Regions from separate parts of the Homo sapiens genome. Here region 1 is linked to region 2. The links are chromatin loops, found by intact Hi-C in ENCODE. Cell type or tissue: endothelial cell of umbilical vein. All regions are shown on one strand. Links, peaks and the distances in the headings refer to the core of each region. The heading gives the core; the rest is flanking DNA. Region 1 overlaps MAST4 (microtubule associated serine/threonine kinase family member 4). Region 2 overlaps MAST4 (microtubule associated serine/threonine kinase family member 4).

What was found. Hi-C counts contacts between places; a loop is a spot of excess contacts. Peaks named below come from ENCODE experiments on the same cell type or tissue, not always from the same donor. Only the 100,000 strongest peaks of a DNase experiment are listed, where the experiment ranks them.
Region 1: it touches region 2 in a loop (16-fold over the local background); 52 of 110 quality-filtered maps call a loop at or near these places.

The regions. Positions count from the first base shown.
Region 1 is chr5:66,806,823-66,823,098 of GRCh38, forward strand. The region is part of intron 3 of MAST4 (microtubule associated serine/threonine kinase family member 4); the gene reads left to right. Among named protein-coding and RNA genes, the nearest start is that of MAST4-AS1, 190 kb to the right of the region's middle. In endothelial cell of umbilical vein, for the core only: a CTCF peak has its summit at 7,779 (motif pointing right); a DNase peak (open chromatin) is centred at 7,789; H3K27me3 peaks cover 183 bases.
Region 2 is chr5:66,851,974-66,868,249 of GRCh38, forward strand. The region is part of intron 3 of MAST4 (microtubule associated serine/threonine kinase family member 4); the gene reads left to right. Among named protein-coding and RNA genes, the nearest start is that of MAST4-AS1, 140 kb to the right of the region's middle. RefSeq lists a silencer at 8,668-8,962. In endothelial cell of umbilical vein, for the core only: a CTCF peak has its summit at 12,780 (motif pointing left); DNase peaks (open chromatin) are centred at 8,758 and 12,638; H3K27ac peaks cover 1,700 bases.

The DNA.
Region 1 (16,276 bases), core at 4,224-12,223, 49 kb before region 2:
CAGTCTTGGGCTCAATTTCATATCTCCTTGGTTTTCTTGCCTGTGTGATTCTAATTTCTTCCTTTGGCTTTCTCTCTAACCCCATTTTCCTTTCCTGTGGTTCATAATCTGGCAGTGGAACTCTGAGGGCTTCAATGTGGTAGCAGGTACTAACCCTTTGTCCTGGGTACCATGTCTCACATCACTCTTATCTACATTAAATTTTTAAAAAGCTTTTAATTTTTGTGGGTACATAATAGGTGCATATAGTCATGGGTACATGAGATGTTTTGATACAGACATGCAATGTGTAATAATCACATCATGGAGAAAGAGTATCCATCCCCTCAAGCATTTATCCTTCATGTTAAAAATCCAATTACACTCTTTTAGTTACTTAAAAATGTACAATTGGCCGGGTGCGGTGGCTCACGCCTGTAATCCCAGCACTTTGGGAGGCCGAGGCGGGTGGATCATGAGGTCAGGAGATCGAGACCATCCTGGCTAACAAGGTGAAACCCCGTCTCTACTAAAAATACAAAAAATTAGCCGGGCGCGGTGGCGGGCGCCTTTAGTCCCAGCTACTCGGGAGGCTGAGGCAGGAGAATGGCGTGAACCCGGGAAGCGGAGCTTGCAGTGAGCTGAGATTGCGCCACTGCAGTCCGCAGTCCGGCCTGGGCGACAGAGCGAGACTCCGTCTCAAAAAAAAAAAAAAATGTACAATTAAATTATTACGGACTGTAGTCACCCTGTTGTGCTTTCATATAGTAGGTCTTATTCATTCTTTCTATTTTTATGTGTATCCATTAACTGTTCCCACATTTGATCTCTTCCCACTCATTCCTCTAATTCTCTGTGCCCCACTTTCCCTGCATAGAGGAATTTGCATTCTCATACTCATGGGAACCGTAGGGCTAAAGGCATCCTGTCTGTTGGGCATTTCCTCCTCGCCCTCTCCCTAAACTGGATGAGGACCTGGTTCCAGAAAGAATGGGTCCCTCAGGCAGCTGCTTCCCTAAGACTGTGCCGTCTTCCACTTCCACTCCCATCAGTGCTTTTGTGTTGGCTGCATTGATATCAAAGCCGATATTCCTGGATATCTCTAGATGGCAGCATCCACCTCCCTCTGCCTTGAGGCTATGATGGAAAAGAACAGTTGACTCACTCCAAGGATAATGTTTACTGTGCCACCCTGGTCTTCACTGCACATGTTTTTCCTTGCCCTTTCTTCTATTACTACATGTGTTTGAAACTCTGCAGACAGTCTTGAGGTGGAATGTCCAATGCACTCTTTTCCCAGCTTCCGTGTCACAGTCTTCAGCTCGCCAAGTGGGAGACATGAATCTAATCATTCTGTCGTGTTCAGTCCAGCGGAATTTTGTGGGAAGAGCATTGCTTTACACCGCAGCCTGAGGTTGTTAGGTAGTTTTTTACAGGACTGCTCAGGGGGACTCGTGGATAGTGCTGCTGTCTCATGAAGGAGGTGAAGTGTTAAATGGCAGGTCCCATTCTTGTAGGCATGCCCTGTGCAGGCTGGGCAGCCCCTCTGGCTTGCGAAGCTCTGTTCTGGTTTTCTAAACAACTCAGTTTAACATTCATGTCAAATAGCCCCTATTAACTAAATTAGGTTTTTTTTTGGTTCAGAATACTTTATATTTAAAGATAATGCAGAGGTCAAATCAAGCAAGAAGAATGTTCTGTTTTTAAAAGTAGTATTGTGTGCGAATTTTAGGCTAATTATACTTTTTGTTAACCTACCTGTTCTCCCATGAAACTTTGGACTCCTTGAAGCCCAGCCAGTGTCGTGTCTCTGTGTCCTCTCCCATTGCCAGATCAGGGCCAGGGCACAAGAGAGTGCTTCAGAAACATCACTTGCGTTCACAGCATCCTTTTGCCCTGCATTTGGTAGTGCCTGATCCCGTAGCCCAGACATTTATCTCAGAATATTTAAACACACATTTTCTCTGCCTTACCTTCTGTGTTCTGGTGGAATCGTGTTCAGGTGATTTAAACAAAATCTGGAGCAGCTCAGGAGGCACCTGTGTTCTACTGGAGGCGGTGCATGTGTCCCAGACCAGCCTTTTCCCTGCCTTCGTGGAAATTAAACCCACGCAATAGAGATGAGCCAGACTCTGAATTGTAAGAAGCATTTTTGTATAGCACTTCACTGGGAGCTGAAGAGGTATTTCTTTTCTGAGGGTACTTAAAAAATGAGACCTAGAATTTCTCCTTGGATCAGAGGGATCATTCCTAACTGTTGATTACACTGTGGCTGCCTGTCAGCAGGTATACATCTCCTGCATTCTACATTTTTCTTTCTTGATGCCTTTCTCTACATAGTTTGAAACAGAACTTCCCCTCAGCCACCAAAATGTGGTGTTCAGACAGTTGGCTTTGGACTCAGAGGGAAAGGCGTATGAATTCATCTGGGAGAAAACTTAAGTGGAGCTGTTCCTTAAGGCATTTCTACAGTGATCACTAATTAGAAATGTTCTTGCCACATGTCACTTTTCTAATCAACTAGAGGAGCCTTAATGGTCACCCATGTCACCATTACAAATTCAGAACTGTATAGTTGTGATTGGCAGTTGATCAACAACAACTTGTAGTGTCCTCATTTGGGGGATAATCTTCCTGGGAGGAAGAGGTTCAGTCATCCTGTTGTCGTGTTCCTTCCTTCATCGCTGCTGATTTGCATTTTCACAGTAGCTTTTTAAATACAGGGATATATGAGAAAGGAAAAGGTAGCCCACAGGGTTGTTATTCCATTGACATTTTTATAAGAAGTGATATGTATACAATATTAGAAAATCCCAAGAATACAGAAAGGTATAAAATAAAAAAATGATTCCTTTATCTCTCTCTTCTCCCTGTGAATAATTATTGCTATTTGTTTCTTGTTCCAGAAAAAAACTACGTACAATTAAAATATATGACTTTTTGTTTGTTTTCTGAGACAGAGTCTTGCTCTGTCGCCAGGCTGGAGTGCAGTGGTGCAATATCGACTCACTGCAACCTCCAACTCCCTGGTTCAAGTGATTGTCCTGCCTCAGCTTCCCGAGTAGCTGGGATTACAGGCACGCACCACCACACCCAGGTAATTTTTGTATTTTTAGTAGAGATGGGGTATACACAGTTTGAGACTTGCTTTTGAACTTATTCTGAAGATCTCTTATGGTAGTACTTACAACTTTCCTGTGTCCTTTTTAATAGTGGCAGAGTATGTCATTGCACAGATACACCATTGTATAAATTGTCTGACCAGTCCCTGGGGGGTGGACTCTCAACAGTTTTAAAGCCTGTGAGTTCTGTGACGTCCGGTGTGAGAATGCTTGGCACACCATTACTTTTAGGTGTAAGGGGATTCGTAGTTGGTGAGGTAAGTCTTCTCCTGGTGTTTAGTCAGGATGCCTTAGAGTGTGTTGTGTTGTATTAAATGATGGATGGTGTAACAAATACCCTTGAAGTTCTCACTGGCTTAACATAAAGAGTTAGTTTCTTCCTTACCTACGGGCCATTTTTGCAGGCCCATGCTCCGTCCCACGCGGTCACTCAGGCTGATAGACGTTCTGCTATCTTTATGTCACTTCCAAGGTCCCCCTGGGTGTTGACACCCTGATTGGGATATGGGAGAAGGAGTGCATGGGAAGTGTTCATGGGCCAGATCTTGAAGAGTGGCACACATCTACCCATATTCCATTGTCTGGAACTCAGTCTGGTGACCACACCTACTGCAAGGAAGGCTGGGAAATTTATTCTAGCTGTGTCCTCAGATGAACAAGTAAGTAGCCAGTTAATATGGCCAAAAGCATGAATAGGAGTGCCACCAAAGCATCTGTTGCCCTGAGAAGTGGTGTGTCTGGGCTGCCTGCCTTCTTCTCCAGTGTAGCCAGCATTGGGCCTACTGACAACAGTTCTGGAAGGGCTGCTACCCACTCCTCTCTGCAATTCTTTCTGCCTTCCCTGCACCATCATAGGCTTTACTGACTGTCATAGGGTATTGGCCATATGTAGAGATTTTGATCCATACTTGTGGCTGAACTTGAGCAGAGAGGGGAGGTAGCAAAGTGAGATGGGAAAGTGTCTGCTGAGTCTCCAGAGGACTTCCCTGTGAAAGCAGAAGTTATGATAATGCTGCTATCACTTTGCAGAATGACCACATCCTTTCCCTCTATTCTTCTAAGTGGGGACTGTTTGCAGGAAAAACATCACTAGGGGCTTTTCAGGCAATGGCTTTCGGGAATAGAGCAGGGCCAGGCACGCACAGGAACCGGGCAGAGACTTGGAGGATCTGCCAGGCAGAAGTGGCTCATGTTGGCCTCTCCTGTGCGGCCACCTGGGCTCCCTCACAGTTGGCCTCTGAGCACTGCAGAGAGAGATGTCAGTAACGCTCTGCTGCCTCTCAGCTCTGCTGCTGAGGAATCCTAGGCTGGCTGTGGCCAGGAATAAACGGCTTATGGCCACATGTAGCTTGATTGTTTGCAAATTAGTGAAGGTAATATATTACTCTGCAACAGCACTCTGCTTTTTGTTTTTAATGACACCATTTTTGGGTAGGAGGGAAAAATAAAAAGCAGCCTATATTCATGAAAAAAATACCTAAAGGACAGACTCATCTAAACACGTTAGAACTTTAACTGAGAAAATGATCCAGGAAAGGTTGGGAAATAGGTTCTTGGTCTCTCTACCCAGCCCCCTTCTTTGCCACTTTTCTTTGTTTTTATTCAAATAAATTGGATGCATTTCCGAGCTGGGGAAAGCCTCGGAGTATTTCTGATGTCTTGATAGAACATATAATACATTCTGGGTAGGTTAACATCTGTTATCTTAAGCTTTTTAGTAGTCAGTCATGTCAAGAAAGTCTAATCTGGTGAACATCTTGATTTAGCCATCTGTTGGGTCCTAGTGCACTCACATGTAAAGGGAGCAAATGGGCAATGAAAATGAGTTTGACCTGTTACTCTCAAACGATGAAGGCATTGCACACTCTAAATAATGGTACCTGTCAGGTTTTTGGATGCTTTCCTCAGAAAAGAGAAAAGATATTTAAAAGATAGTTGCAAATGCAGTAGGGGTGGGTAGAGAACCTGGTGACTTTAGGAATCAATACTGGAATTGTGTACCTAGGCTGTAATTTATCAAAACATCTCCAAGTATTTTACAGGGGAGTACGTGAGTGCCCTAATTTTACAAATGAAGCAGTTGATGGCTGTAAACTGCTTCTTAGCCATGGTCTAGGGCTGTGTTTGGGTCGGGAGGGAGAGAACCGCAAACAACATGATGCAAGGCTGGCGCGGGCTAGTTGGATAATGGTGAAATCTTATGCATTAGAAGGCTATCGATAAGTCTCATTACCACACAGCCATTGGGTACAGAGCTGACCGCTGAGCCACACCAGACCAGGAAGTATGCCAAGGAAACAATCAATAGAAGATATATTACTGAAAATTAATATTCTGCTGCTGAATTATTTTTATCGATTTAGGGATTGTGAAAATGGCCTTAGATAGTTTTATGAACAAAAAGCCTTTGTATTTCTTGAGTAGAAGACCAAAATAACAGAGGAAATCCCATCGCTAACACAAAACCTTGAAACATGGCCCAGGAAACAGAACACTTATCGTCTGTCCTCAGGAGAGCCCCTGCCTATGTTCACTTAGAGAGGTGGGTTATCTTGCAGAGCCACACGGGTACAGCTTCATTGCCATGGTCAAATCTTGGCTCCGATAGAACCTGTGTTGAGGAAATAATCAGAAGAAACATTAATAGCGTAATCTACAAAGCGGAAAAATAGAAATGCTTGCATCGTGTGAAGTGGGTCAGACGGTTGAATTAGGGAGTTGTAGGGCTGAGGGTGAATGTGTGGATTTTGCACATTTGGTAGTAAAAGGCTGTGGTTTGCTTAGATGGACAGCTCTTCTGCATTGCCCTTGGTACGTAGTAATGCTGTGTGCTGCGGGGCGCTGTCAGTGGGTTTTGGGAGCTGGTGCTCTTGACAATGTGTTGTTACCTGCTCCTGCTCCCTTCCGTTCACATCTTCCCTATTCTCTCCTTTTCCTTCTGAAGTCACCACCTCTCTTGCAGTTTAGAAGTGTATTATTTATGGGAAATAAAAAGTTAGTGCTGATAAGAAGCAGCATCACTGGGGCTCAGTTTGCGCATCATTAAAATGGAGCATTTGAAACACATGGTTTCCAGCTCCGAAGTGGAATGTTTCTAGGATTCAGCTAAGACTGACCATTCTTATGGAAGCATTTCCTGGAAAGTGTTAATGAGAATGCTGTTGCATTCCAAGAGCTTTGAGGAAATCTAATTCCTGACAAAAAATATTCTTAGGAAATCTTGCTCAATATATAGTTATTAACTTTTTATCACTTTGTGGGGAGCTTTTCATCTCAAGACTTTTCTATTAAATTGAAAAAATTGTGTTTGGGATGCATTTTCACAAAATATGTATCGCAATTATAGAGGAATGTTCACATTTGCTGATTCTGGGTATAAGCATGTTTATTCTTCCAACTTTACTGGAGGTTTGAAAAATTTTAAACTAAAATATTGGAGAGTAAAACCAGACAAGTGTATTTTTCCCTCCTTCAAGGAAACTAAGACAAATGAAAGGAAACAGTTTATTAACTGAGTTTTCCACAGTCATACAAGAGTGTAGTGGAAGAACCAGAAAGAGATTCCAGCTGTTCAGTTGCCTTTCTTGTACTTTTCGGCCATCTCTGCTCCCTTAGGAAAGGCAGATGCAGGAGAATTTCCTCCAGGTGCAGCTTCTGAACAGAATATCTCTGAGTCTTGCAACATTGCCATGTATTTTTACTTATAAATTATCCAAATGGGAAAAGCAGAAGATTGGTACTTAAGTGTCAGTTTTATAAAACTGCTAATTACATGGCATTGAGTAGATATTTCACCTAATGAGAAGAAATAGGTGGTTTAACTCTGAACCTGGAATTTTTATTTCTGACAGCTTGAAACAGAAAAATGAGTCCATGGGAAGTAGTAGTTAGTTGTGAAAGAAGGAATGTTAGATGCAAATCTAGTAGTTTGATGGGGAGACAAAATAAGAATTGCATGCTGCACTCTTACATTGCTTTCAGAATTGTTTTGTTGGAAGGTTACTGGGAACATGAGATAGTGTGATAAGGTCTTTAATTATCCTACTTGTCTGTCATCTCTGGAAAGTCAGGAGAGAGGAGTTGAACACTTTCTGCTTCACCTGATCCGGGGGACCTGATCCGGGGGACCTGTGTGGGTTAAGAGGAGGATGGGCCTCCAGGGGCCACTTCTCAGGAGCAGACAGTGCTGTTCTGTTCCTTCTCTCTCCCCTGGGACCTTAGGGAAGGAGATATTTTTCAGTTTTGTGATGTTACCTGGCCTAGTAACAAATTATGAAATCAGAATAACCTGTTTATGATCAACATGTACTTCAAACATTTGGAAAAATAAAGAATTGCTCACTGTGCCTCCTCAGTGCTAGGGAGCTCTTGGATGCTGGGTCATCAACGTGGGAGGGAGGTGATCACTTTCATTATGGCCTCGGGCAAGCATTTTCCTGTTGTGGGGCTTTTTTTACCTTTGGCTACCTCCCTTGCGCCTAATCAAGTATGAGGAGCAGCCACAGATATGTAAAAGAGGCCAGCAGTCCCTTCTGGCTCATTCAGAGCATCACCTTCTAGAGCACCTTTGATGGGACAGGCTCCGCATTTCTCATTAGATGATCCTCTGAAATATATTTCTTCTGATCTTCATCTCCAGAGACAAGGTGAAATGCACTGATGAAGGTGGTAGTTTGTCCACTAGGTGGCACATCAGCAAATCTCCTTTGCAAGGGATGGAGGTAAAAATACTGGGGATTTTTAAAAAGATGTATCTGTCAAGCATGTGAGATAAAGGTATGCCCTACGTGCAAGGTGATTTGCTAAGTCAACTGGGGGAAGAAAACATTCTAATTCTCTCATTGTAACAAAATTGCCAGGAAGAACTTTTTAAATGCTAATAGACTTGTTGAAATTAAAAAGCTTTATGATGCATCCTAGAGATTTTTTTTTTCCCCACAAAAGTTGGGCTGCAGATCACTGCTGCAAGTAAGAGAATGCTGTTAATCTTGCTAGCATTCTGAGTATATAAAATAACGTATGGAAGATGTTTAGACATCCTAGGTTTATATATTTGAATTATGTTCTGAAAATGGTGCATACTTGAGCTAGAGGGATTCCTACCAGTAACTTTTTAAAAAATTAGTGGAACATGTTAGGTATAACTTACATTTGAAGGAATAGACTTCATGTTGCTAGAATGCATTATCAGTAATTCTTATTGCATGCACAACTAAACATAGCTAAATGAATAACTCCATGCTGAGCACATATTAGTTATGATTTTTATACCAAAATGTTTAAAAATACTTCTTTAGAAGCATATAAAGGAAGCGACATTTCTATTTCTTAATCCAAGTATCCCTTCTGAAAACTGAGCAGTAAAATTAGTAACATATTCCCCCCTTATCTGAGGCTTGACTTTCTGTGGTTTAAATGGGTGAATACAGTACAGTATTTTGACAGATTACATTCACATGACTTTTATTACAGCATAGTTATAATTGTGCTATTTTATTCTTGTTAATCTCTTACTGTACCTAATTTATAAACTTTATCATACGTATGTATATATTTTAATAGAAAAAAAACAGTATATATGGGGCTTGGTACTATCTGTGGTTTCGGGCATTCACCAGGCATCCTGGAACTTATCCCTGGAGTGTAAGGGGAGACTGCTTTCCTTGTATTTCAGAAGACAAATAACGTTTTTAAAAAATTCTTCTTTCTGGTAAAGCATTCAGATTTTATTTTATTTTTCCCCCTAAAGAAACTGGTATTATTTATGATGGCTTAGGGTATTGCTTTACAAATAAGAATCAGATTTAATTTATTAGGTTTGTCTGTAGGTAAAACAGGATACATACATCCTTTTGAATCCAGTTTTCTTTAGAGGACAGTTGAAGTGTACAATTAACAGGCTCCTCACAAACGTCCTTACCTGCTGTCCCAGAGGAGAGTGGTGACAGGTTTTCAGGGTTGTCAGGTAAAGTATGGAATCATCACCAGGGTTCAGGTGGCATTAGAGAAACCTCAAGGAGGAAAAGGAGGAGGAACCTGTTAGCTTTTAATAATTGAGTCATGTAATGTCTTCAGTAAAGCCAGGATAGACAGGACTTATCCAGTTCACTGAACTTCAATTTTAGAGGAAGATTGAGGAAAAGTGCCCTGCCATTCCATGCAAATGCTAGTCTTTGGTGAAAAGAGATTAAAAATATTATCTTATGGCATGCTTGTCTAACCCGCAGCCCAGGACAGCTTTGAATGCAGCCTAACACAAATTTGTAAACTTTCTTGAAACATTATGAGATTTTTTTTTGTGATTCTTTTTTTTTTAAGCTCATCAGCTATTGTTAGTGTTCATGTATTTTTTGTGTGGTCCAAGACAATTCTTCTTCCGATGTGGCTTAGGGAAGCCAAAAGACTGGGCACCCCTGTTCACGGCCACAGGAATCAGTGCTTCCTTTCCCTCTGTTTCTAATCAATCACCTCTCTCATCCCCTCACCTTTCCTCAAGTTTTATAATCATTTATGATAAATATTACAGGAACATAGTAGGAAAGTCTTTTAGGTATTTGAGCTGTTTTATGTAAGAGTGTAGTAAGCAGAAGGAAATTATACTCTGCGAACCTGGAAAGAGAAAGGGACAGAATTTGTGGGGTCTGGTTTTGTAGATCTGTACAGGTATCAAAGTCCAGGATGGTTTGAGGTTGGAGAGAATGGCTGCCTTTAGGAGCCAGGCCCACTGTACCCCGGCTGCCATCACACTGCATTTTCAGCTCCATTACCCATGTTTGCCTTTGCACATGCGGCTCTCTGGGCTTGGCATTCTTCCCCCAGCTCCCCATCCATCCTCTACCCCACTTAGAATTTCTGCTTCCATTAGACTTGGGATTTCTAAACTTGTCTGCACTTTGGGATCACCTGGGGTGACTTCAGAAACTACTTACTTCCAGAGATTGTGATTTAATTGGCCTGTTTGTGGCCTTAGTTTTTTTGAAATTTATAAAAGACCCTCCAGTGATTCTAATGTGCAGATAAATTTGAGAACTACTGTTTTGGACTCTGTTCACCTCGTCTCTCAAACCTACCCTTACCCTCTACCCACCCTTCTGAGTTATTCCCTTCCTCGGTGCTTCTGCCCCACCAGCACCTGGAGTATCTTGTCCTGGGTCTCCACTTATCTCCTTGTATTTTATTTGTTTATCCATGTGTCTTGCGACCCCATGACTGCATTCTGGTGGGACTGAGCCTTTTTCCTCTGTCTATTCTTAACATCCATCATAATGCCTGATTCATAGTAGATATTTAGTGATTGGCTTTTGAATCAAGGGGATAAAACAAAATAGTAATACAATGATTTAAACAAATCGATTCATGTACTTCTGACTCAGGGCATTTTTATTGCCCAGGTAGATAGTTCTCCTTTACTTGAAAAACCATTGACTCCCTAATCTCCTGTCATTGCTTAAAGCAATGATAAGTATATAAAATTAAAGAAGAATATGTTCTGTTGTGTGGTATTAGCTTGAGTCACAAAAGCCAGCTTTAGATAAGGGGACAAAGAGGGCTAAGCCTATGTTCAATAAAGCTCAAGGAAGTGAGAGTAAAGTGCTGTCAATTTCTAACAAAATAATTCCCCATTGCCTTACTTAAAGAATATTAATTTATCTAATTGATGATAATCTGGTCAATTTATTATAGCATTAAAAATGCAAATCAGTTAATATACCAAAATATTCATTGTCGTGCCTGAGAATTTTTAAATTTTATTTTATTTTATTAGGTGATAATGGGAGGCATAATTGTGAATGTTTGATTCTGGCAAAATACAATTAGTTTCTGTGAAACACATTGTGCATTAATGATATCATTAAGATTAATGAATATAAATGAATGAGCTGGGGATTTCAAACAGAACAGAGGGACTTTATATCAGTGTATAAAACTTGAGATAGATTGTCTTGATTTTTAAGGATAATGTGCTAGAGCCCCTATTAAATTCTTATATAAGCTAGAGAGAAAATAAATCCAAGAAGTTAAATCAACTTCCAGAAGGATCAAACTTCTTAAACGTCTACTGTCATTTTTTGGAAGAGTGCTGTAAATGGATTTTGGTAAAAGAAAGCCATCCTTAAATTTTACTTTAAGAGCTATTTTAAAGACAACATTTAATAGTAGTTTCCAGGTCCTGTATACATAAGAGTGCATGTACATTTTGGTTATAAATCATTGCTCATTTAAATTAGATATGACTTTAGGGTGTTCTTGTATCTTCCAGATGTTCTACCATAGACATCTATTACTTTTATAATTTTAAAATGTTATTAAGAAAACTAGGCATACGTTTGCTTTTCTTGAACTAAGAGACGGAGAAAGGCAAAAGAGAGAGCAGCTGCTCATCAGAGTCTTAGGGAAGAGCCATGGACTCAATGTATACCTTGACCCCAAGAATCACATGGTATTTTGAGTATTGATGCTTGACTCTGTGGTTTTGTAGTATAAAGAGAAATTTTGCCACTAAAAATAAAAAAAAAAACAGAACAGATTTCACTATGGTCTGTGCCCTTGTAGTTTAAACATTGTAATTTCCACATCCTCTTGCTCAACTAGATAAATACAAATACTGTGTCCTCAGGTGATACTTAATGTGACTTCTTCCTATGTATATCTCCTTGGTCTGATCTTCACTTAATGCTTCTGTTTCTCCCACTATATGCATATGTATGTGTGGGTACGTGCACATTTGGTTTTTTATTTGTTTGTGTGTCTATCTGAAAGTTCTGCAGGGCAGCGCTTGCCCTTGGATTGCTGCTGCAGTGGTGATGAGAAGGATGAGGAAAGTGCAGGAAAAAGGGGAGGTGTTCAGGAACATGGCGGCCACCTGGGCCCTTCGTTCTGGCATACAAAGCCTGAATTCTCTTGTTAGCTCTGCCTTTTTTACTATTTTCATGACCTTGGGCTCTTCTTGGAACCTCATTGTCTCACTTTCCTCATTGGTAAATTGGACCGGTCTCTTTTCTTTCTACTTCTCAAGAAACTGATGAGGATTAATGAGATAGAATCTGGAGCCCGTTTTGTGTTAAAAAGAGTTAAGGGATGCTAGAAGACGGAGTTAATGTCATAGAGAAGGGGAACACACATTGCTTACCGTGTGATGTGATAGAGTCTCAGGGAGCACTTCTCTTTCAACTGTTAACTGTTAACTAGTTGGCAGGTGGCAGCCTCATTTCTATTTGTGTCTGAAGTGGATGACATGTTAGTGCAGGATGATAGGAAGTCAAACCAAATGCAGGGACTGGTGGAATGACGAGCAAGATTCATGGGGGAACATCTAGCCTTCTGCATTGCTACCTGAAAGAAACTTAGCTATTTAAAAAAAATAATTTATATATACCTCTCAAACCTATTTGGCTGCTCAATATTGGTGAAAGTCACCAGAAGTGCTTGGCTATGTGTGTGTAATGCAAACAAGATCAGAGTGAAGCTTGTGGTCAAAATCTCAGAATTCATTTAACGTAATGCCTCTAGGTAGACTAAGGCTGAAGACATGATCTTAAACTTAGGGTTTAAAATAGTCAGCTTGCACAGGCGCTTCAGATCTGTGTTGTAATGCCTGTCAATATAAAGACACAGGTGTAAGAAAGAATGCTTGATTAATTCACATGAGGGATTCCATACTAATTTTAGTTAACATGTATGTCTTTGGTCAATCATATTTTAAATTCCAGGGTGACCAGCTTGGTTTTTCTCCTTAGAAAATTTTCCAGAGTTTTTTCCATTTTGTGTTTACATTTTTTGTTTTTTTGGGGGGGAAGTTTGGCTAGGCAACAGTGCATTTAACCTAGAACTTAGCTTCTCCTCACTGTGGGATTTTTTTTTTTTTTTTCCAACAGGGTCTCACTCTGTCCCCAAGGCTGGAGTGCACTGGTGCAATCTCAGCTCACTGCTGCTTAGATCTCCCAGGCTCAATTGATCCTCCCACCTCAGCCTCCCAAGTAGCTGGGACTACAGGCACACAGCACCATACCCAGCTAATTTTTGTGGGGTTTTTTCTTTTAATTTTTTTTTTTTTTTTGTAGAGATGGGGTTTCAAACTTCTTAAACATTACAAACTATGTTGCCCAGGCCTGTCTCGAACTCCTGGGCTAAAGCAATCCACCTGCCTCAGCCCCTCAAAGTGCTGGGATTATAGGTGTGCATCACTGCACTCAGCCACTATGGGATTTTTAAATACATGTATAGCCTGAATGTGCTTTTCTAATCTCTGATGTAGTAGCTATACTTGGAATATAGAGTACAAAATTAAAAAAATAATAATTTTCCTTGATCTTTTATCTCTAGGTATATCTTTTCACTTTAGGGATAATTGTAGGAATCTGTGTTTCAGAAGCTCATAAAATACTTAGATGATGCCAGTAGTATTATCTTCAGTAAATATACATGTTAACATATGAGTTTCTAAAGCTTTTCAATTGATAGGTATCATACAATGACAATACTGCCAACATCACTTCACTCATCTATTCTCTTCTTAATCTATGTATTAATATGACATATGGGACTTTGCTAAATATTAGTTCATGGTCCCAGCGTTAGCTGTGCATCATTTAGACATGAAGGGACATAATTGAAAAAATATATATTGGAGCTATTTCCAATTGTCAGATCTTCATAAACACTCTCATATGAAAAAAATGAAGTTCTATTACCCAGTTTTATTAGAAATGCTATATTTTGTTGGATTCGTGTGTTTGCAAAGTAGAGAATATTTTCCTGCTGTGATTGATGTTAGGGCATTTATGAGGATAGTCTGCTATATTTCATATGTATATAAGGGTGTCATTGTTAAAATGTTCAAAAGAAAATTATGTATGTGATTTATATTTTATTATTTCCTCCTAGGATGTAATTTTTTCAATACCATGATTCCTGTCATATTGTCAGTAGTGATTTGATGGCTAATATGCCAGAAATAATAAGAGAAAAAAAAAGATGATGCAAACGTCAAGGCAATATAGCTTTCTTGTGAAAAGCCTTAAGCAAAATCATGCATGTTACGTTGTAGAAATCACCAATCGCATACATTTAAGAAGTCTTCAGGATTGCAAGTGGGAAGGAAAACTGAACACAGGAAACATGGGATGCGGCATATTTCATAGGCATATGCTTGCTACTGATCCCACCTGCAATTTTTGCTAAATGAAATGTGTTTTAGAAAATGCTACTCTGGATAAATTCAGACTTTGGTGTATTATCAGTGGGAAGGTGTTAGACCCTCTCTTTTATTTGGAGTGGGAAAAATTCCTACTTTCCCTGGAAGGCAGACTGCCGCTTGTTTTAGTCTTTCTGACAGGTTTAAAGTCTGTTTTATTTGGTGAGAAAAAGACATATACAGTACATGTCTGCTGTTTCTTTACCTTTGTTAACTTTAGAGGTTAGAACTTTATTTTAAAATTTCAAATGACTATTTTAAAATATAGGGAAAGAAAATCTGTGGTTTTGGTATTTGTTCCTGAGTGTAATATCTCCTGGTACTTTAAATATTGTGGAACCTGTTTCCAGGTGTCATTTTACTTTTGAGTTTTGATGACACTGGTAATTAATATCTGGTTCATTTGTATGTTACTTTAATGAATAGTAAATATTCCTAAAGAGTAGCCATTAATAACAGCAGGCGGTAGTATTGTAATATTATGGCATTAATTTTATATGGTAATAAAGATTCATGTCAACCTCAGTTAAGGATTTAACCTGTTCTCAGAGTGAACATTAATGCTGTAGTGTGTGTTTTAGGCATGTGAGGCTCAGCTCATCACTGGTTTCTGAGCTTTGCTGTCTGACTTGGGTGTTGAGGAGGGGCTGCTGGGAAACCTCGGTGCCCTCCTCAGCCTTGAGCATGTTCAGGGCAGGATCCTTGAAGCCAGGAAGGTAGCTGAGCAGCTGTGTGAAGCAGATGCTTGGTGAGATGGTAATGGCCTGGAGGAAGATGGGGAGGGTTGGGAGACAGGACTGTGGGTTCAGTAGGGAGGGACCAGGTGTCCCCAGTGAGGGGCATGGGCTGCCCTTACCTTGAGGGCAGTGAGACCAGTTTCTCAATTTCCCAGAAGGTTGCCTCTTCTTCACTTCCCCAGCTTCCTGATGATAAGCCCATAATATTTTCATTTTACAAATGAGAAACCAGAGCTCAAGGAAGTTCAGGGACTTGCCCGGCCTGCCGAGTTTCTCTTTGGCAAAGCCTGCATGGGGACTGGCTCTCAGCACCTGGTACTTCTAAGTACACTGGGGAGGCATGGCTTCCAGGAAATCAAGGCAGATGTCAGAGTTGGGGTTTTTCCTCCTTTCTTCCCAGAACTGCTCAGAACAGAGTGAGCAGCCTTGCCCTGAGTCATTTCACCTAAAAGGAAAGAGAATTAAGGAGTTGCCTTCAATGGTAAGTTCCAGAAAAAGCATCAGACTAGAAAATGAAGAGCTGCCAGAACCCCCGCAAGTTAGCAGGGATGTGTATTATGCCTGGCATGGCAATGGAAAGGGTGCTCTTGGTTTTGTGGAATCCACTTGATTGTAAATAAATGTGTTATATTTAGGACTGTATAATTTTGAAGTCAGAAGGATGAAGAGTTGTTCAAACTCAGAGTGGAGGCCCAGAGACATTTAAGAGGAAAGTAGAAAGAAGCCTGTTTCTGACCAGCCCTCTTCCTCCACCCCTCCTGCCCAGGGGGGTATCTCTAGTTTCCCCTCTAAAGTAGCTGGGGCCCTGCTGCGTTTCTCTCTTATAGGCACATGGCTCAGAGAATTGGGGATTCAGAATGTTCTTTCTGGTGTTCTGACCATTGACAACTTATGATATGCTCATTTTTCCTTAGGAGCTAAAGGATCTGACACCTTTCACATTATGAATTCACTTTGAAAGCACTGTTTCCTTCTTTGTTTAAACTCCAAGAGGCAGTAGAGCATGGTGTTAGGAGCCCAAACTCTGGAGTCAACCTGACCAAGGTTGGTATCTTATCCCAGCTGATATGGTTTGGCTTGGTGTCCCCAGCCAAATCTCATCTTGAATTATAATCTTCATAATCCCCATGTGTCAAGGGAGAGATCAGATAGAGGTAACTGGATCATGGGGGCAGTTTCCCCCATGCTGTTCTCATGGTAGTGAGTGAGTTCTCATGAGATCTGGTGGTTTTATAAGGGGCTCT
Region 2 (16,276 bases), core at 8,272-16,271:
AATGAATAGTAATTTCCATGAACAGTTTTAGTACTGGGTTCAATGTGGTGGACTATTTTGAAAATATATAATAATCTACCATGTTATAATGGAAGTTTACTAAATAGTAAATGTGATAGACACTGTATATATATAGATATATAAGCTGTAATCCTCAAAATAGCTAGGCATTATTAACTCCTTTTTCTTTTTGAGATGAGGTCTCACTCTGTCACCCAGGCTGGAGTGCCGTGGTGCAATCATGACTTACTGCAGCCTCAACCTCCCAGGCTCAGGTGGTCCTCCCACCACAGCCTGCTGAGTAGCTGGGACTACACGCATGCACTACCATGGGCTAATTTTTGTACTTTTTGTTGAGACGGGGTTTTGCCATGTTGCCCAGGGTGGTCTCAAACTCCTGGGCTCAAGCGGATCTGCTTTCCTCGACCTCCAAAAAGGCTGATATTACAGGTATGAGCCACCGTGCCTGGCCTATTAACTCCATTTTATAGAAGAGGAAACCGAGGCTCAGAGATGTTTGACAAATTCCCTGGACACCGTAACGCTTGTCTGTGTGGATACAAATCTGTATCTCCTTGGCTTCACAATTTGTACCATGGTCTGGCCCTTTCTTACCGCAAAATGATTTTGAGGGAGAAGTTGGGCTGGATTTTTGCACAACTGAAATTCATTTAGACTGTACTTTTGGCTACATTTTTCCCCCAAATTAGAAACACAGATAAATCTTTTGTATAGAAAATACCATTGCAATGCAAGTTCTCGGAGCTCCATTGTGTCAGTGGGTTTAAGTAAGTTACAGAGATAGTTGTCAGTAATCTTCAAAGGATATCCTAATGAAATGTAAACTATCTTCCCTCCCTAAATAGAATTCTCATTATATTCCCTTTGGTGCGTGAAGAAAGAGGGATGCAGAAAATATGATGAGCTGAGGAGGAAGACTGTAGGATCCTGTTTGAAAGTGGAAAACAGAAATGACATACTCTTCTCAACAGTGTCATAGTGGATGGTACACCCTGGTCAAAGCCCAGAGTGAGTCTTAAGAGGAGGGTGGTTAATAAATCAAGTCCCTTTGTGATTTTCCTCCCATATATTCTGGTTTCTATTCCTTAGTTCATGGCCTTGTGCCATGACTGGTAGAGTCAAGTTATTGCTTCTAATGAAAGTGAACTTTTGTTCAAGTCATGTTAGTTAAAGTGGATTCTATTAATGGGAAGAAAATAGAGGCATGTTCGAAAAGCCTGCATAACCAGTGTGATAATTTAATCTACCCGGAGTAAGTGTAACTGGTCTAGTCATAGGTTTAATAGGTCCCGTGTGTGTGTCTGTGTGTAGGTCACTGAAAAATCATTTCCCCATATCTTTGTTTTCTATTTATTCTAAATGATCATATTTCTTTATGTAGGATGCTTAGGATTCTGTGGAAAAGCTGATGGTATTTTTAAAAATAAATAGTATTAAAGAAGTGTTTCATGAATAAGTGAGAAAGAACCCTCCTGTTTTTATGGGTTTGTCCCTTCTTGTTAGTATATGGTGAGAGGGAAAAGTTATATCACAGAAGATGGAAGTCTCACCTAAGTAATCTTGTTCAGTAATGCTTACATGTTTATTCTGAGTTTGTGCAGAAGTTACTAAGTCTCATCAGAAAGAGGAGAATGTAGACTTCAAAATAGTTGATTTGGAAAATATTACAGAATGTTTGGACATAAAGTTTTTCAATTCACTGCTTCATGGGTTTTCTGCCTGTGGGAATAGTTTTTTGAATGAATGGAAGGAAAAGACCTAATTCCTGCAAGGATTTTTTGTGGAAAAGGAAATCAGAATTCTTTTCTAAATATATAACTTATGTTTTAAACAGATTGAATAAACCTTTAAGTATCTTGCATCAAACATAAAGTGCATTTAATTTAGCAAAGCTATTTTAATTATATATTTAATAAATTACTTAAAGGGTCAGTAGAAATTAAACATTTATAACAAATCATAGTTTAAAATAAGTTAGGGAAGTTGCATAAATAGATTTGCTACAAATTTTGCAAATTTGCTTTTTCCACAAAGGCAGGGACTGACATTTTTATTTATTTATTTATTATTTTTATAAAAGATGGTGTCTCCTCATATTGCCCAGGCTGGTCTTAACCTCCCCAGTAGCAGGATTGCAGGTGTAAACCACTGCCCCCGGCTGGTGTCATTTTTAAAAGTTAAGCTTTGTGCCTATACTGCCTAGCACACAGTAGATGCTTATTGAATGAGTATGTGAAAGAACAAGAATCAGGTATCAGACACTCTTTGCCTAGACTATTTATCCATATTTTGGTGATTTAATATCATGATTAGTGTGTATACTGGTTATCTATGGAGTTGTGACCAATGACTCCAAAACATATCTGCTTCAAACAACAAATATTTACCATGTCATAGTTTTTGTGAATCAGGAATCCAGATGCAGCTTAGCTGGGTGATCTGGCACCAGGTCTGTTACAAGGCTAATATCAAGGTATCGGCTGGGGCTGCAGCTACTTCAAGGCTGGACTGGGGCACCACCTGCTTTCCAAGCCCACTTAGATCCTTGTCATGTTCTTCTGCTCATAGGACGGCTCATAGCATGACAACTCACTTCCATCAGACGGAGCATGGGAGAGGGCAAGAGAGGGCAGTCCCTCCTTCTTCTTGGAAGGAGAAGTTACAGTCTTGTAACCTAATCTGGGAAGTGACACCTCCTCACTTCCGTTGTATTCTAGTCCTTAGAAGTGAACCACTAAATCCCATACTCAAGGACAGACTAAAAAAAGGTATGAAGGCCAGGAGCCAAGGATGATTGGAAACCATTGTAAATGCTGCCCTATCAGTTAGAAGAGGAAAAAGATGTGAGCTGGGAGCATCTCCACAAGCAGAAGCAGTCACCCTTTCCTCAGTGCTCTGGTATATTTTGTACCCGCCTTGACATTACCCATTGTCACATTTTATGACAAGTGTGTGCGAATTCTGCCTTGCTAGATTTGTGAGTTCCTTGACAACAGAGACTTCATCCTGTTTATTTTTGTGTCTGTGTTCACATGCTGTTTGACACTCAAGTATTTAGAAAGTAGTAGTACTATGGTTTGGATCTGTGGCCCTACCAAATCTCACGTTGAAATGTAATCCCCAGCGTTGGAGGTGGGCCCTGGTGGGAGATGTTGGATTGTGGGGTGGGATCCCTCATGAATGGCCTAGAGCCATCCCCTTGGTGATGAGTGAGCTTTTGTGGGATCTGATGGTTAAAAGTGTGTGGCATCTTCCCCACCTGCCTCTCTCTTGCTCCCGCTATTGCCATGTGAGACTCCTGCTCCTCCTTCACCTTCCGCTATGATTAAAAGCTCCCTGAGGCTTCCCCAGAAGCTGAGCAGATGCCAGCACCAACCTCTTTTCTTTATAAATTACCCAGTCTTAGATACTTCTTTATAGCAATGGAAGAATGGCCCAATGCAAGTAGAATCCACGATTAAGAAAAATACATTTAGAGCTGGACTAGGTGGTGTTTGCTCGCTTCATTTGTGTTCTCTTGAGAACAGAGCTGGAGATGAGAATTTGAAGGCAAGTAGCTTCGGGATGTTGTCAAGAAGCAGGAATGAGGGAGGAGAGATAAGGAAGCAATGCCAGTGTAAGGGTGCTGTGATGGGCAACGGGAATGTCATTTGACTGACACCTCCTGAGACACACTGAAAGAAACACTCTGGAATTGGCTACCTGAAGGACTCTTATTGGAAACCAGAACATGTATGCACCACCAGCTCCTGTGCTCATTGGTTGATGGTTGTTCTCCCAGGGGAATGGACTTTGTTTCACTTCTGGGCCTTAGTAGGCTTACATGGTTTTGGAGAATGCCTGGGGCAGAAGAAGAAAAGTGTGTCTGTTTGAGATGGGATACTTGGCCAGGCCTGGTGGCTCATGCCTGTAATCCCAGCACTTTGGGAGGCTGAGTTGGGAGGATCACTTGATCCCAGGAGTTTGAGACCAGTCTGGGCAACATAGCAAGACCCTATCTCTAGAAAAAAATATTAAAAATTAGCCAGGTGTGGTGGTGTGCGCCTGTGGTCCCACTTAGGAGGCTCAGGTGGGAGGACTGCTTGAGCTCAGGAGTCTGAGGCTGCAGTGAGCCATGATTGCACCACTGCACTCCAGCCTGGGTGACAGAGCAAGGCCCTGTTTCAAAAACCAAAACAAAAGAGAGAGAGATAGGACACTCTTTGCATGAGGTTAGTCTGAGCTTGCACTGAGTCCCCACTGTGGCTAAGGCTGATGTCAAAGGGTGCAGGGAGAACCTGCAGGGTGCGATGCAGGCCTCCCTGACTCCCGATTGTGTGGTGTAGGTGTCAGCTGCACTTGCAGACAGAGCACTAAGGCCTGATCCCAGGTAGGACCTTGATGGTTTGGATGGGAAAATGTGGGAGATCAGAGACATGGTTAGCTTTCACCTGGAACTTAAATGGAGAAATCCTTTTGTATAGTAGTTACTGGAAGTTTTAAGTTGATTTATTTACTGTTTCCACTTGAACAGAAAGAAAAGTGAGATATTGGTCTCAGTTTTGAAGAGTTATTAATTGCCCTCACATGTGCCAGTCAATGTCAGTGCTGTCTGGAGGAAAAGATTAGAAGTTCCTGTGTGTTGCCTTTATCAGGAAGACACATACTGACTGATTGCCTTCCTGATTTTAAATCTGATTTTGCTTATATCTGATTTTGAGTCAAATACTGTGCATTTGCACAAAGACAGCCCTTATGCCCATATTACTGTAGGAAGATCTTTGGATTGTGCTTTTTATTAAATTAGACTGTCCTCTTGTTTTAAATATTGACCTGGACAAGAATTATGGTGATATGGCTATATGTCCAGCTGTTAAATGCAGTCTTTAAAATAATTTGAAAAGGTTGTGAAATGCTGAATAACATAGAGAATGATATAACAAACACCTCTCTATCTGACATCTAAAATTAAAGTTTACATTTTGTCATTTTTCTTCAGAGAGTACTCTTTATAAAAGCAATTGGATATTATAAAAAGAAGAAAACTTAAAACATAAAGGAAATGTAACAGGACCGAAAACCCCTCCTCAGTCTTTTGTTCCCTTCTCTGCCCTCCCTCCCAGAAGCAAACACTGTCATAGATTTGATATGCACATTTCTAGTTTGTGTTTTTATTCTGTCATGTACGTTTTGGAACTTTTTTTCCCCACTCAGAATAGATTTTTAGATATCTACATTGATTCATACAGGTTTAGTTCATTCATTTTAAGTGCTGGTTACTATTTCATCTCATGAATATACCACAGTTTATCCTTTCCCCTAACAATAAACATGTTAGGTGTGTCTAGTTTGGGTTTTTGTTTTCACTGTTACAAACGATACTTCAGTGGACATCCATGTGTGGATTGCTTGCTGTCTGTAGGTGAGTATGATTGTAGGATCTATGCCAAGAAGCAGAATTGCTGGGTTCTATAGTATACACATTTTTAACCTTAATGGATATTGCAGTAAACTTGTCAGAGTTCTGAATCATTGTACACTTCTACCAGCAGATCTGTTTTCTTTTATACCAACATTTTGAGACTTTTTGATTTGCACTATTCTGATGGGTGTGAAGTGATGACTTTGTTGTTTTACTTTAGTTTTTACTAAATTACACCAAAGAGGTTGTGTATCTTTTTATATGTTTAGTGGTCATTTTGGGTTTCATCTATTCTAAGTTGTTGGGTCATATATTTTGTCCACTAATTTTATTATTTCCCTTTTGCTATTAATGTATCTGTTTTAGATATTAGAAATATCTTATTTCAGTCTGCTGTTTTCTTTAAAATTTACTTATGGTGTCGTTTGTCAAGTAGAGGACCGAATTTTAATGCAGTTCAATTTTTCAGTCCTTTTTTATGAATTTTACTTTCTCTACCTATTTAAGAAATATTTTCCTATTTATAGGTCATAAAATATCTTTTTTTCTAAATTTATTTTTTCATTTTTTTATTTTTTTGAGATGGAGTCTCACTGTCTCACCCAGGCTGGAGTGCAGTGGTGCAGTCTCAGCTCACTGCAACCTCCTCCTCCTGGGTTCAACTGATTCTTCTACTTCAGCCTCCTAAGTAGCTGGGACTGCAGGTGCATGCCACCACGCCTGGCTAATTTTTATATTTTTTACATATTGTAAATACTTTTGTATTTTGTACTCTTAGTAGAGACAGATTTTACCATCTCTACTAAAGATGGTTGGCCAGGCTGGTCTCAAACTCCTGGGCTCAAGTGATCCTCCCGCCTCAGCCTCCCAGAGTGCTGGGATTACAGGTGTGAGCTACCACACCCAGCTTTTTTTTTCTAAAATTTTAAAGTTGTGTTTTGACATTGCTTTTAATTCATCTGATTTTTGAGTATGGTGTGAGGTATGGATCAAATTTATTTTTCCAGGCAGAGAGTGAATCTGTGGTGTATCATTTACTTAGTGTGTCTTTTTTTCTTGTTTGTTTCACCACCTCCAGTTTATACTACATTCACATTGGTGTTAGGGTCTGTTTTTCAGTTCTCTACTTGCCCCAGTCTATTTATTCATGAGTGAATCCCACATGATTTAACAACTGCAGTTTTGTAATCAATCTTGACTTTTGTAGGGCACGTCTCTTATTTTTGTTCTTCTTTTATTTAGAATTGATTTAGATATTTTTGGCTATTTATGCTTTTAAGTAAATTTTTAAAATTGTTTAATTTCACCAAAACATATCTACTTATAATTTTGGTTAGAATTACAGTGGCTCTTGAAATTAATTTGGGGAGTATTTGAGCCTTTCCTTCTATGTATATGGTATATGTTTCTGTTAATTCTGTATTCATTTGTGCCTATTAAGCTGTTTTACACTTTTCACTATATAGATGTTGTTCATCCTTTGATAGATGTATCTCTAGATACCTTATGATTTTTATTGCTATTGTGAATTATATCATTTTTCCTTCAGTGTTTTCTAGTTGGTTATTACTAGTATATATAAATACTATTTATTTTTGTATATTGATCTTGTATCTAAAATCTCTGAGCTCTTTTAATCAAAAATAATATGTATATTAATAGAATCTCATGATGTTTTAGTAGAGACATTCTATCAACTGCAAATAGAATAGCTTTCTAGTTATTTGCTTCTTAATTTTTCTTCTATTGCATTAGTGAGGACTTTTAGTATCTTGATAAATCACAGCAATATAACGCTTCTTATTTTGTTGTGCAGCATGAGAATTAAATACTGCCTCTTTTTCTTGTCTCTAATCTTCCTTTCTGTGATCTGTTAGACATACATTAAGATTTCTTATTCTGTCCTCTCTGTTGGTAATTACCATTCTACCTTTTTGGTATTTAGACATTCCTTAATACTATACTACATGTAAGTATTAAAATACTGGAGTTTTTGTTGGTGTTGGTATTTTAATTTAAGACACAGGTCAGTGTCTTCATTGACCCTTGGTTCTCTCTCCAATCCTACCACCCCTGTCCTTTCTTGCCTCCCCATTACCTTAAACCTGTTACCTTTCCCATAAACCCCCAGGACTGTCAATTCATTGACATCTTTAGACTGTGTAACAGATTAAGGGGCATCTGTATTTTACCACCTATTTTTTATCAAATTCAAAGGTAATTAGAAAGCAGTGATACTGAGGAATGAATTAAATGTTCTGGTTTTGAGGAAGCTGGGTGAAGGCTTGTCATTGAGTGCAATATCACATGAGATGAGTGATTTAAATACAAGAGGAAGAATAACTTAATGAAGACAGCACGGTCCATGAGCATCTCACATCCTCAGAGTGTGTGATAGCAGTGATGGCAGAAGAGAGTGCCGTGCTGCCTAAGGGCCCATCATCCTAAAAGTTAGGCAGGCATGCCTGAGACTGTAGGTCATATTGTTTATGGCTCTTTTAGAATTGAACTTTTAATAGAGCAATAGACTTTGGTTTAAGTAGTTACTTGGAAGTCCCCAAAACATCTCAGCATACTTGAGGTCACTGAACTTAAAAAGTCAAACTGATAACTCAGTGCCACCTTAAATAAATGATTTGATATATTTTATTAATCAGTTATGACTAAGGAGAGGCTCTTTGGGGTGGTAGTGAGGAGCACAGACCCTGGCCAAATTAGATTTGAATTCCAGCTCCACTTATCAGCTCTGTGACCTCAGACACATTTTTAAACCTTTTATACCTTTATTTTCTCATCTGTAAAATGGGCATAAAAATAGCATTTCCTGGGGCTGTTATAAACATTACAGTAGTTGATACATGTAATACACAACAGAGTGTAACACATAGGAACTGCTATATGTAACTGCTAACTATTTAAAAAATCACAGATCCACAAGGGTATCTGCTCTTTTAGAGAGCAAATTATTGCCTTGCAATTTTATTGAGGCAATAAAAAATGCTATCCTGGCATTTTATTTTTGCCCATAACAGAGGTTCACAATTATGAGAAGTGGTGCTTATAGCTATAGGTCATGGAATACTCCTTATTCCTTTGGGAATGCTTCAGGATTAAGAATTAAGGAGTTGAAGACAGAAATCTTACAATGTTTCTTTAACTATCTTTCAGCTGCATAAGATTAGCACATTTTTCTTGGCAAAGATCACCTTTTTCGTTTTTTTTTTCTGGAGTATTTTTCGTCAGCAGCCTTTCTTGTTTTTCCTTCCAAACACTTCCTGTGCTTCTATCTTTCTGTCATCTGCCCTTATTCTATTCCCCATGCCTCAGCACTTCCCTCCCACCTCTTCCCAGCCGCGAACTTAAAAAAACAAAACCAAAAAAAAAAAAAAAACAAACAAACCAAGTTTGTTCATTGATTGTTTAGCATGCTTCCTTCCTACTTTGCATGCCACTAGGCGCCTGGGACAATCAGAGTGGAAGTATGCTGACAGCATGGGAAAGGCGCTGTGCATGGCGGAAGCACTTTCATGATGGAGTTGGGATCCCTGGCTGGTGGGCAACAAAATGCAGCACCTGAGTCTGGTGCTCGGAAGGCCAGCTATGGGGCCATCTGCTCCTAGTCTGGAGTTACTGCTCAGTTATTTTCAAAGAGGTTTGCTCAGGATTTGCCTTATAATTGGGTCACAGTAACTGGAGGCACCTATTACATCCTTCTGCTACATGTGATTTATTTCGGTGAAGATGGGGGATCCGAGGTATCAGTGGTCCCACAAAGTCTGGAGCTCATGGGGACCTGAAGCCCCTATCTGGGCTCTAGTGCTTTCATTCAAAAATGTAAAAAATGCTTAAAATCCCTGTGAAATCAATTATGAGGAGTTTGTAACTGGAAGTGAATTGGGTCAGTGTTAAAGGTGATACAAATCAGCAGGTGCTGAGAGCCTTCTTTGTGCCACTAATAACCAACATTTATGAAGTGTTTACTCATGCCACGGATGTGCTGAATATGGCATAGGCATATCTGACAGCCCTATGGAGGTAGCTGTTATTATCCCCATTTTACAGATGGGGAAGCTGAGGCTCTGCTAGGCATGTAGAGCCAGAATACAAACATCTGTGGGTCATTTAGACCTTTTTCACTATGATAGAGAGTGCCTTCCACACATGCTATGTGAGCCCCACAGGGCAAAGCCTAGCAGTGGAACCACTGTGGGGAGCCAAAATGCTGTGTTTTACATTCTCCTGGTAAAAGTAGGTGTTAAAGAGTACAGAATGACATTATGGCAGTGTGACCTAAACATGAATGAGGATGATTTCGTTTGCATTTGTTTGAAATATGCAGAGTTCATGTCTTCTGAGCCTCAGGGCTTTTATTAATAAGAGGGAGGGATAAGATGACCTTTTATCCATATACCCCACCCTAGAATTTATAGTGATTACACCCCGGTAGAAGATGTGATTATTGTTGTGTTATAGATTAACACTGTTCTATTAGGTGTTCAGTGTTGTAATGATGATTGGTGTGTATGTGGGCTCTTCATCTGTTTCACATAGGAACCTGTGTGGTAAGAAACTGCCAGATGAGAGAGAGTTCAGATAAATGCTATCCTACCCCAATCCGCAAAGCCAGGCTGCTTCTCCTTTCCTGCGACCCTGGCCATTCTGTTCATGCCTGCTAGCACAAATGAAACAAGTCAAAACAGGTTTGAGGAGTGTAGCACATCCCCTGCTTAATTTAAACACCAATCAAGTCTAATTATCAGAGCCATATTACTAGTTGGCAATAATTTGCTTTGGGTACAACTTAGAGCTATGTTGAAAATTTTATTCTGCCTTCAGAAAATTGGTTTACCTTTAGATTTCCCCGCCAAATTTCCCAGTGGAAAATTGGTTCTCTTAATTTAGGTATCTTGTAATTTCACTCATTAAAAAATGTGTGCCATGTGATATCATTAGATTTTTTTCTAAACTGAAGGGACATAAGTGGGCTGACATATGTGCTGCAGTATAATTGTGCTGTGTTTTTGGAGCTTCAGTCAGTAATTACAGCCATAAACTTATTGTCTATGGTAAAATATGTTAACTGGTATTTGACATAAAATTCATTAATTTGAATCGATATGTAATGTTTTAAAATGCTCTAACAAACGATCATTGACCGATGGATATAATATAGTCTAAGACCCACACATTTCTCTATGAACAGCAGTCAAGGTAAATGTTTTCTAAATAGTTTGTCAATGCCATGATTTCCAAAACACACATATTATGAAGGCTACCAGAAATTTGAACTATGACATGAGCCCAATAATTGAATTTACTCGTCTATAAAACAGAGTGTCTTGGATATTTTTGATCTTTGTCAAATTGAACTAGCTTTCAGGCAGGGTCTTGGAATTTCAGACTTCAAATCTCCATGCCTAATTACAGATTCGGAAGCTGATGTCCAGGAAGGCTGAGTGACCTGGCCCTGTATGTACCACCAGTTTGTGGCCAGGAGGAGAATTGTGTCAGTTTCTCTTCCTGCTATCCCTCAGAGAACTCCCTTCTCCATGGAATCTGAGTGGATTCTGTACAGAATGGCTTTTCTACTTTCCTAATGTTGAATAACTTTAAAAGGTAAATTGAAGTATAACAGGGTTGGGAAGTAAATTTGAATTCAAAGTAAGAATTGCATCAGGAATCCAATCCCAGGTTTTTCTTTTGAGTTGAGACTGCAGACCTACAAAAATTACAGTAATGTGAAACCTTGACAAAAGAAAAATCCCAGTGATTAGATATGTGGGCTTCACAGATAATATCTAGTTCACCCCTTCAGCATTTCTGGGAAGTGAGAGCCAGAGGAGAAAAACTACTGTACAGCTTCCCCGCTCAAATTGTTTGCCTCTTGTCCCATCAGACACATAGGCACGTCCACAGTGTTTGTTTCTAAAACAGAAAAATTTTGAAGGTGAAAACCACTTGCTCTTTAAAAAACTGGGACTGGGCAGAGAAGGAATAAGGAAAGGAGTCACTGTGGTTGCAGCTGCCTTTGGCCCAGTGATTGTGCAGGTGCCTTCCGGCTTCGGTCTGACCTCCAGATCCCTTTGCACCTTTCCCCATGTCTCCCTCCTCCTTGTTTCCCTCTCTCTCCTCCCACCCCTACCTCTTTCCCTTTTTCTTTTCCTCTCCCCATTTCTCATGCTTTCTTTTCTTCCCTCTGCACCCTTTCTTCTTCTTCCTTTTTCCTTCTCCCACCTCCTCAGCTGCCACACGTCAGGCCTCTGGTGTCTGGTTGGGTTCAGCCCCATGGGGAGATCCTGGCAGGAGACAGGAGACAAGAAGGAGGGAGAATAGAGAATGTGATCGAAATCATTGCTCCCTGGCTCCCTGCTGGTGGCTTTAGCACTGGATGGCTGAATGCTTTACTGAAAAAAGAAGGGCACCTGTCAGGTGACCTCTTCTCTTTTAGGTTCTGGAAGCAGCTTCCTCCCTTTCCTCTTCTGGCCTAGGGGTGGAAAAAGAGCCCTACTCCTTTGTAAGTAATCCCTTAATCAAATTCTTCTCAAGCCACCCAGTGTGAGAGTTCAATGTGTGTTTTGCAGGAATCCTGACTGAAACACTGTGTGTGGTTGAGCTGATGATGGGTAACTATGCATCCCACACACACATATACACTTACTTCATTGATTGGTTTAATAAATATTTATTGAACACCTACTAAGTGCCAGGTAGAAAACAAATGAGACAAAGTTCCTGGCTTTATGGAGCTTACAGAAAGACAAACATACATATACAGTATTATGTCCAGTAATAATAAATGTTATAATGTAAAGATGGGGAAAAGGAGTGATGGGAGCATCCCTCTTTTAGAGGAGGGGACATTTGAACATTCCTGAATGAAGCATGGGCATTCTTTGCAAAATACTTAAGGGAATGTTTTCCAGTGAAGGGAATCCCAGAGATCCTGTGTTGAGAACATTCTGGGAGAGGTTTGGGAACAGCGCAAAGACCAGTGTGGCTGCAGTGAAGTAAGAGCCGGGAGCGGGCGAGCCATAGGAATCCAGACAGGCCGCCAGGCTGGACCCAGAGAGTAGAGGGAAGGGCAGGGGAGGTATGGGAGGAAAGTGACATGGTTTGTCTTATGAGGGCATCTTTGCATATTACGGCATCTTCCCTTGGTAGAATACAGAGAGCAAAAGTAACGGAAGAGAGATATGAGGCTATTGCTGAAGTCTGGATGACTCAGATGGTGTTATGGGTTGAATTATGTCCCCCCCCGAAAATACATGGAAGTCCTAACCCCCAATACTGCGGATGGGATGAAGACACAAGGAGAAGACCGCCATCTAGAGGCCAAAATTAGGCTTGGAACAGTTCCTTCCCTCAGCCAGCAGAAGAACCAACCCTGCCAACATCTTCATGTTAGACTTCTGGCCTCCAGAGCTGTGAGACAGTTTCTGTTGTTGAAGCTACCCAGTTTATGATACTGTGTTACAGCAGCCTTAGCAAACTGACACAGATGGCTTAGATGAGGTTGAGGACACTGGAAGTAAGAAAGGGTTGAATTTGTAATATATTATGAAGTTAAAACCGGTAGGATTTGCCGAGGCATTAGACATGGGGCAGTGCTAGTTGTTTGGCCCATGAAAGAGAGAACAGGAGAGAAAAACTGAGATCAAGGGTGAGACAGTAATGTTGACTCCTGAGTCATTAGAGCCACTGGGTAGATGGTGGTGTTCTTTGCTGGAGATGACAAACACTGGGGAAGGTGGATTTGGTGGGCAAAAGTCAAGAATTGTCAAGGGACGTGTGAAATTTGCAGTCCCTGTTTGACATCTCAGATAGTTGGAAATGTCAAGGAGATGTGACAGAGTCATACATGCCAGCTATGGTGACCATCACACTCTACCACTGCTGCCTCTGAAACTATAAAGCTTGGACCACTCATTTCCACTGAGAGCCATGCTTTAGAATTGGTTTTTCAGAGGTAGGGTGGGCACCACTGGTTGCATGCAGGATTACACTAGTCAGTACACAAATAGTTTTAATTTAGCATTTAATATTTTTAAATATGTATAAGGAAAAATGCATATTACAAAGACATGTTTTCAAGATGTTATTACATAGGCCATCATTAAAATGGAAGTATTTAAGTTTTTTTAAAAAGTCATCTATTTAAATAAAACTATTAAGAAAATATCACATGTAGTATATGTAATAGTACTTGTGCTACATGGATATGGAAAAAATTAATAAATGACTGAAAGTTTAGGACACAACCTAAAGCATTTATAATGAGCTCCCTAGCCCTGTCTCATCACAGTCTAAAAACCACTTTCTTAGGGCTGTTTTTAATTACAAGTCACATCATCAATTCAGTAAGTAAAGATCAGCATTTGTTTGAAAAATCTGGAAATAGGCCAGGTGCGGTGGCTCACGCCTGTAATCCCAGCACTTTGGGAGGCTGAGGTGGGCGGATCAGTTGAGGTCAGGAGTTCAAGACCAGCCTGGCCAACATGGTGAAATCCCATCTTTACCAAAAATACGAAAATTAACTGGGCGTGGTGGTGCATGCCTGTAATCCCAGCTACTTGGGAGACTGAGGCAGGAGAATCGCTTGAACCCTGGGGGTGGAGGTTGCAGTGAGCCTAGATCGCACCACCACACTCCAGCCTGGGTGACAGAGTGAATCTCCATCTCAAAAAAAAAAAAAAAAAATCAGGAAATAGAGTACGTTGCTGGTAGTTGCTGCGAAAAGTATTGGCAAGTATTATTTCATGATGTAAAATATGAACATTAGGGTGAAAAAAGTTAGCTGCCGTCGTAGGGTCTGCATTTCAGCGATGGGGAGATCCCATTTTGGTGACTCACTTCTCAAGCTAATTTGAAAAGTCTGCGTTTAACTGGACTTTTCTGGAGATGAGAGAAAATGATCTCTTCTCCTTACAAGGTTATTAATAATAGAAGTTTCATAAATTGTGATTAGTTCTGTGGGTTTTTAGAAGCCTATGATGTCATAATTGAAAATGTGCTCTACTTCTAAACGGCACATTTCTTTGATGTTCATTTGGGTTTCTGATCCCTATTTTGATAGGCTTGATAATGGTTAAATCTCCCTGTCTTACAGATTCTATCAATTGACTTATTTTCATGGAATATTTTTGACTTTGTATAATCCTGTATGGCTTTACTTACGTTCAGGGATCTCTTTAATAGTGCCTATTTGTAATGGCTTTGTTACATTTAAATGTAGTGTTTAGTAAGAGGTTTGGTTGGGGGTGAGATATAAACTATCTCAGAGGTGAGTAGATAAGTTTATTCTTCTCTGAAAATGCATGTGATTCTTTTCAGAATTAAAACTCTTTTTTATGTTGTTGCTTTTGTTTTTTCTTTTGAGCCCGGGTCTCGCCCCATCATCCAGGCTGGAGTGCGGTGCGTGATCACGGCTCACTGCAGCCTTGAACTCCTGGGCCCAAGTGATCCTCCTGCCTCAGCCTCTCGAGTAGCCAGGACCATAGGCGTGGGCTACCACGGCAGGCTTTTTTGTTTGTTTGTTTGTTTGTTTGTTTTTTAAGTAGGTCTCCTCATATTGCCCAGGCTGGTCTCAAACTCCTGAGTTGAAGGGATCCCCCAACTTCAGCCTTCCAAAGTGCTAGGGTTACAAGCGTGAGCCACTATGCCCAGCTAATTAAAACTCTTTTGAATGGACTTTTAAGAAGCAGGCTGGGAGGCCCTCAAATATATGCTCCGATATATGATTTTCTGGTTTTCTAGGCTAGAAATGCCTAATGACAGATTTTTTTTAATGGAACTAATGCTAAAATTATAGATATACTTAGTTTTAAATTTTCCTTGTGCCTCTCCTTTTGATATACAATAACTTATACCTGATTTAAAGAATTAGGCTTTTATAAATCGTCTGATGTTAGCAACTAAATTCACTGGGCACCCATTATTTCACGCCTGATACATTGTTTTCCATAGAGCATTCTTGTAAATATGTTTACATGATGCAAATTAAGCTAAAGTACTAAGCTATCAGATCTGTAATGTTAGGGGAACAATAATTTATTTAAAAAGTATGATCTGTAGTGTTAAGGGATATTTATAATTTCTAAAATGACTTAATAAGAGAAGGCTTGGTGAAAGCATTTAGCATAGAGATGAAATATGTCTCATTAAGTTTCTTCATTATGCACATGTCAACTCTTCTTTTGTTAGTCTCTAAGAGTTTATTTACATAACTGAGAGTTGCTTCTTTTATTAATGATAGTTATCCCAGCAAAATGATTTTGGTTGGGTTCACATGAGCAATAGAATGTGCTTCCTTTTTCACAAAACTAATGGTGAGGAATCCACCTCTTCCTCAGCCAGCTCCCCTTGCAGTGAAGAGCCCTATTTGCATATGTAAATAAGCCATTCAGTTTAGAGCCCTGTGGGGCTTGCCCAGATCTAATTTGTTATTTTGCTGATGTTGATGGCATTAACCAGGAGGTGAGTGATACCAGGAGACTGATATCTCAGTCTGGAATGACAGTGCCAGAGTCTGAAGGCTGTCATTTAGAAAAAGAGAAACGCATTCTTAGAACTTAGAATTTGGGAAAATGAAGTCACAAATTTTGCCTTTAGTGTTGAGTGACATAATTTAATGTTTTCCTGAACACAGAAAGCTATGTGAACAAACCTGTTATATAGGATCATCAGTTCCCTGTGATACCACTTATGAGAGCCCTGGTTGCTTTTTCAAAAATGCATAAAGTATTACATGATTGAACTGATAATAGCTGTACTTAAGTGACTAAGCTCAAAGGTTTAGAGTTTGTACCTTTCTTGGATGTGTCATAGGATCTGGTAGGTAGCAAGACTGGGAATAGG